Linked DNA regions of Homo sapiens: region 2 is linked to region 1. A link is a loop called in an ENCODE intact Hi-C map of the cell type or tissue named here. Cell type or tissue: gastrocnemius medialis. All regions are shown on one strand. Each heading gives the region's core, and the rest is flanking DNA. Links, peaks and the distances in the headings are about the cores only. Region 1 has its middle 3.7 kb from the start of CAPN7. Region 2 has its middle 22 kb from the start of METTL6.

Region 1 (2,816 bases), core at 257-2,756:
ACTCTTAACAGGGCCTACAAGGCCCTACATGGTCTCATGCCTGACACCCTCACCTTCTGAGCCTCTGCCTGCATTTCACTGTGTCTGCTCCAGCTACACTGGCCTCTGTTCCATGTTCAGTTTTGCCACTGGCCACTGCACAAGCAGTTCCTTCTATCTCAGGGAAAGTCTTTGCTGACCCCCTAGTTCAGGTCAGTTTCCTTTTCATAAGCTCTTACAAAACTGTTGATTACCTTTGGAGTACTCGTCTACATTTGTAATGATTCATTCACTAATGGCCTTTATTGATTGATTAATGCCTGTGTCCTCCCAGTAGGCCAAAAGCCCTATGAGAGGAGGGCCTGTTTTCACACCACTGTATCCACAAATGTCAGCATTTACCTTCTCTCCTTCTTGAGACTGCTCTAAAATTATGTAAAGGAATTAAAGTACCAAGAAAGGATCAAAATAACAGGATATGAGCCCAGTGTAGCCTGTAGATGTGCAATGTTGTCTCTTAGTACTTAGAAAAACATTTCACTGGCCAGGAGTGGTGGCTCACAATTGTAATCCCAGCACTTTGGGAGGCCGAGGCGGGTGGATCACCTGAGGTCAGCAGTTCGAGACGAGCCTGACCAACATGGTGAAACCCCATCTCTACTAAATACAAAAAACTAGCCGGGCGTGGTGCCGCATGCCTGTAATTCAAGCTACTTGGGAGGCTGAGGCAGGAGAACTGCTTGAACCCAGGAGGCGGAGGTTTCAGTGAGCTGAGATTGCACCATTGCACTCCAGCCTGGGCAACAAGAGTGAAAACTCTGTCAAAAAAAAAAAAAGGGGGAAAACATTTCACTTTATTTTTACTTAAAAGTCAGTATTTTTTACACCAAGATTTAAATTTCTGGCTTCTCTTGATTTAAAAAAATATATTGGACCTACGTTCCCTTGAACTGTCTAGAGCTAGTAGTAACTGCCCCAACTCACTTCTTCCTAAAATTTGCTTCTCAAATTTGCTCCATACCTTGCCTCAGGGATGGTGCTGTTATCTCTAAAGAGCCCCAGAGAGCCCTGGACTTGAAAATTATTGTGCTCTTCAGGGATTATGGTAGATATTTATTTATTTATTTTAGATGGAGTTTCGCTCTTGTTGCCCAGGCTGGAGTGCAATGGCGTGATCTCGGCTCACTGCAACCTCCGCCTCCTGGGTTCAAGCGATTCTCCTGTGTCAGACTCCTGAGTAGCTGGGATTACAGGCGCCCACCAAAATGCTTGGCTAATTTTTTGTGTTTTTAGTAGAGACAAGGTTTCACTATGTTGGCCAGGCTGGTCTCGAACTCCTGACTTCAGGTGATCCACCTGCCTCAGCCTCCCAAAGTGCTGGGATTATAACCTATGCCTCCCTGGTTCAAGCAATTCTCCTGCCTCAGCCTCCCAAGTAGCTGGGATTACAGGCACCTGCCACCATACCTGGCTAATTTTTTGTATTTTTAGTAGAGATGAAGTTTTGCCATGTTGGCCAGGCTGGTCTCGAACTCCTGACCTCGGGTGATCCACCCACCTCGGCCTCCCAAAGTGCTGAGATTACAGGTGTGAGCCACCACACCCGGCCATGGTAGATATTTTAATGAAATGTTTGTTGAAAGGATAAAGTTGTGACCACAAGCCCCTATGAGGTAACACCTAGCTGCAGTGCCACATATGAACACAAGGTGACAGTGTGCTCTCAGGAATCTGCATAAACCCAGCACAGTTGGTGAGGATCTGTAGTAAATAGGATGACTTGTCCCACCCAACTGTGAGAGAGGGCAACTACCAAAGACCAACAGCAACATAGCATGTGTCCTAGAGGGTCACAGGGGAAAAAACTAAGAAGGAAGGAAGCTTCAAGGCCAGGGATCCAGCACAGCAGAGATGGGACTGCAGGGAGGGAATTTAACTCACCCCTGTCTTTGCTGTCCTTAGCATGATCCACTCTTCCCCTGAGTGCTGAATTTCAAGGCCATGAAGCCATGGTCAAGAGACTTGACTGGGAACGGGCCTTAAGCTTTCAGTGACTCCCTTCTAAATCTAGAGCAGTGGTTCTCAAAGTGTGGTCTCTGCACCAGCAGCATCACTTGTCAGAATCTGCAGAAATGCAGATTCCCAGGCCCTGCCCAACCCTACTGACCCAGGCATTCTAGGATGGAGCCCAGAAACCTATATATAATCAGATCCCTGGGTGGTTCCAAAGCAGCTAAATGTGAGAAGCACAGCTCTAAAGTCTCATTTTCCATCTCTTCCCACAGCCACACCCAGTGAATCCCAATCCTCAAAATACACGGACCTCAACACTCCTGCCTCTAGTTGAGACTGAAACATCCATCTCTTCCTCTCCTGCTTTGCTCTTATTCTGCCTTTGGGACTCAACTCAAGCCACCTTTCTTCTGGAACACTGTGTTAGACTCCCCAAGCTGATTTAGGTAGTGCTCCTCCCAGCCTCTGCCTTCTCTCTTTTAGCAATTATTAAATGATGCTTTTAACTGTTGGCTGCTGAATGTCTTGCTCACCACAGTGTGAGCTGTCTTTACCTCCAGTGCCTGGCCAACAGAATTTTGCATATGTATTTAATGAAATAATAAACTACCATCATTTGGTTGGCAGCTTTAAAAAGGGTAATAACATCTTTTTCACCTACAGTAGAATTTTATATACACACATATCCTAACTTAATTTTATATACATATTTAAAATATATAGAATTAAATATAATCTTAATAGATTCCATATGTAATTATATGCAGATTATAAGCTCCCTGCAAGTCTAAATTTCAAAACTATGCTCTGCTGTTTCTGACATT
Region 2 (2,816 bases), core at 298-2,797, 200 kb after region 1:
CATTTTTGTGGTTATTTCTTGATTATATGCTAAACAAGGGGTGGATTATTCATGCCTCCCCTTTTTAGATCATAAAGGGCAACTTCCTGACATTGCCATGGCATTTGTAAACTGTGATGGGGCTGGTGGACTGTAGCAGTGAGGATGACAAGAGGTCACTCTCGTCGCCATCTTGGTTTTGCTGGGATTTGGCTGGCTTCTTTATTACAACCTGCTTTATAAGCATGGTTTTTATGACCTATATCTTATGCTGACCTCCTATCTCGTCCTATGACTAAGAATGCCTTAACCTCCTGGGAATGCAGCCCAGCAGGTCTCAGCCTCATTCTACTCAGCCCCTATTCAAAATGGAGTTACTCTGGTTCAAATGCCTCTGACACCCACTATCCCTTCACCCCTACCCTGCACTCCAGCCATAGTGACCCCAGAGTGCCCTGCATCCAGCTGGTACCCATTGAACACAATTTAATGAAATACCACACATTTGAGGAGGACAGGAAGGAAAAGTGAAAAACATCTGATTTATTTTACTTATTTATTTGAGACGGAGTTTTGCTCTTGTCACACAGGCTGGAGTACAGTGATGCGATCTAGGCTCACTGCAACCTCTGCCTCCCAGGTTCAAGCAATTCATCTGCCTCAGCCTCCCGAGTACCTGGGATTACAGATGCGCACCATCATGCCCAGCTAATTTTTTTTTTTTTTTTTTTTAAGTAGAGACAGGGCCTCACCATGTTGGCTAGGCTGGTCTCGAACTCCTGACTTCAGGTGATCCGCCTGCCTCGGCCTCCCAAAGTGCTGGGATTACAGGTGTAAGCCACCTTGCCCTGCCCTTATTTTTAAATTTTTATTTATTTATTTTAAAGACAGGGTCCTGCTATGTTGCTCAGGCTGGAGTGCAGTGGCTGGTTTATTCACAGGTGAGATCATAGTGCACTGTAGCCTTGAACACCTGGCCTCAAGTGATTCTCCTGCCTCAGCTTCCCAAGTAGCTGGGACTACAGGCATATGCTACTGTGCCCTACTAATTTTCTTTTTAATAGAACATTTGGTTTCAGTAGCAGAACTTACTTAAATTTGTGAGAAATGTCTGCTCCCCAATAGAGAACATGGCCCTGCAAAACAGTCTTGGTTTACTCATTTCACAATTTTCCCTTCCTCAGTTGACAACTGTGAAATAGGGAACCAAATGCTATCAAAGATAGCTACAAATAATATCTGCGTGAGGCAGACAATTATCTGTGCTGCAGACCCTTCTCTGCTTTGGCCTTAATTCCAAACAACAGTAAAAGCAAATCCACAAAACCATTTGGGGATAGGAAAGTACAAAGGGGTATTTACTCACAGGAAAAAAAAATTAGGACCCTTCATTGGTGTCCAGCACGTATTTATGCTCCCCAGTGTCCTGGGGGCCTTGCAGACGCCTTTCGAGCCCATCACAGACATTACCTTAAAATGCTTCCCAGATTTAACTGAAAGTAAACACCTTCAGAAGGGAAAGTAGACTGAACATTAGGTAAAAGCACCCTTGCTTTCTAATCTCCAGTGAGGCCAAAATTGATCTTATGAGCTCATAAGTTGATCTAGAAAACACATTTGTAATAAATATTTTCTATGCTCTTCAATGACAATTAAAAAATGGACACTATATAACTAAGATGGGATTGATCTTATGAGCTTTTAAGTTAATCTAGAAAACATTTGTAATAATCCATGCTCTTCAGTAACAATAAAAAAAGAACACTATGTAACTAATTAAGATGGGAGTAGAAGGCCAATAAAAACATCTAATGTCTAGCACCACCTTGTGGTACAACATTCAAATCCCGAGCCCTTACAAGGACCCCAAGATTAAACCTTCTTGAAAAAGACTTGGTTCATGAGCTGCTCTACCATTTCGACCTAACAATATACTTTCTGGAGAAATACAAAATAATAGAAATAACTAACACTTGACTGGTACTTTATAGTAAACCAAGCACTCCCATCTGAATGATCTCACTTAATCCTGGCAGCAGCCCTGCCAGGTACTAGGTACTAAGATCTCAGTCTTAGACATGTGGAGTCTGAAGTTCAAAGAAGTTGGTAGTTTGTACTGGGTAAGTCCTGCACTTGAACCCATTTATTCATATTCCAAATCCTGTAATAAAATTGTATTAGCACTATTGTATGGAGTATGTGTGTGTGTATGTGTATATATATATACACACGCACACACACATCACTATACTATATGTATTAATATATGTGAAAAGTTCAAAAGAAACATATAGTACTATATAGGATATTTTAATATAATATAGTATTTATACTATTTTTTATAGTACTGTTAGCCAGTACTCACTACGTTTCCGGCGACTGTTTTCTGGCTGTGAAGACAAGGCAATATTGGTTGACTCTTTGTAGTCTATATGATTCCACACAGTTTGCTACTAAACCAACCATGGTCTTGCTTTCCTAGTCCCTAAGCACCCAAACGTGGGAGAACCTGATCCTCTGTTGTATTAATTTAGGGTGCACTGATGGAAATGTGTCCAGCGAGAATGAACACAAGAACCTAGAGGCAATGAGACTGAAGCCATTTTTAGGTTTGGCCTTTAATATGCTTGTGAACCAATCTACTGGCTCATAGTTAAAATACTGATGGACTGGGTCACCTCATTAATTTAACAAGAAGTACATTTTACAATCAACATATCTTAAAGTTGGCAGCTGCCTGGGCCCACTTCCAACCCTGACCCAGCCATGAAAAAAAAAAAACAAACAGTTATATATATATATATATATATATATATATATATATATATATATAGAGA

The links. A loop is a pair of places that touch in the nucleus more often than their neighbours do. Peaks named below come from ENCODE experiments on the same cell type or tissue, not always from the same donor. Only the 100,000 strongest peaks of a DNase experiment are listed, where the experiment ranks them.
Region 2: a loop joins it to region 1, with 5 times the contacts of the local background. A loop is called at or near these places in 78 of 110 quality-filtered maps.

What each region holds. Positions count from the first base shown.
Region 1 is chr3:15,201,179-15,203,994 of GRCh38, forward strand. It overlaps the pseudogene COL6A4P1. Among named protein-coding and RNA genes, the nearest start is that of CAPN7, 3.7 kb to the right of the region's middle. RefSeq lists an enhancer at 1,589-1,638. In gastrocnemius medialis, for the core only: CTCF peaks have their summits at 1,676 and 1,877; a DNase peak (open chromatin) is centred at 1,683.
Region 2 is chr3:15,403,819-15,406,634 of GRCh38, forward strand. It overlaps a transcript of METTL6 not described here. Among named protein-coding and RNA genes, the nearest start is that of METTL6, 22 kb to the right of the region's middle. In gastrocnemius medialis, for the core only: a CTCF peak has its summit at 1,817 (motif pointing left); no DNase peak of the experiment used is centred there.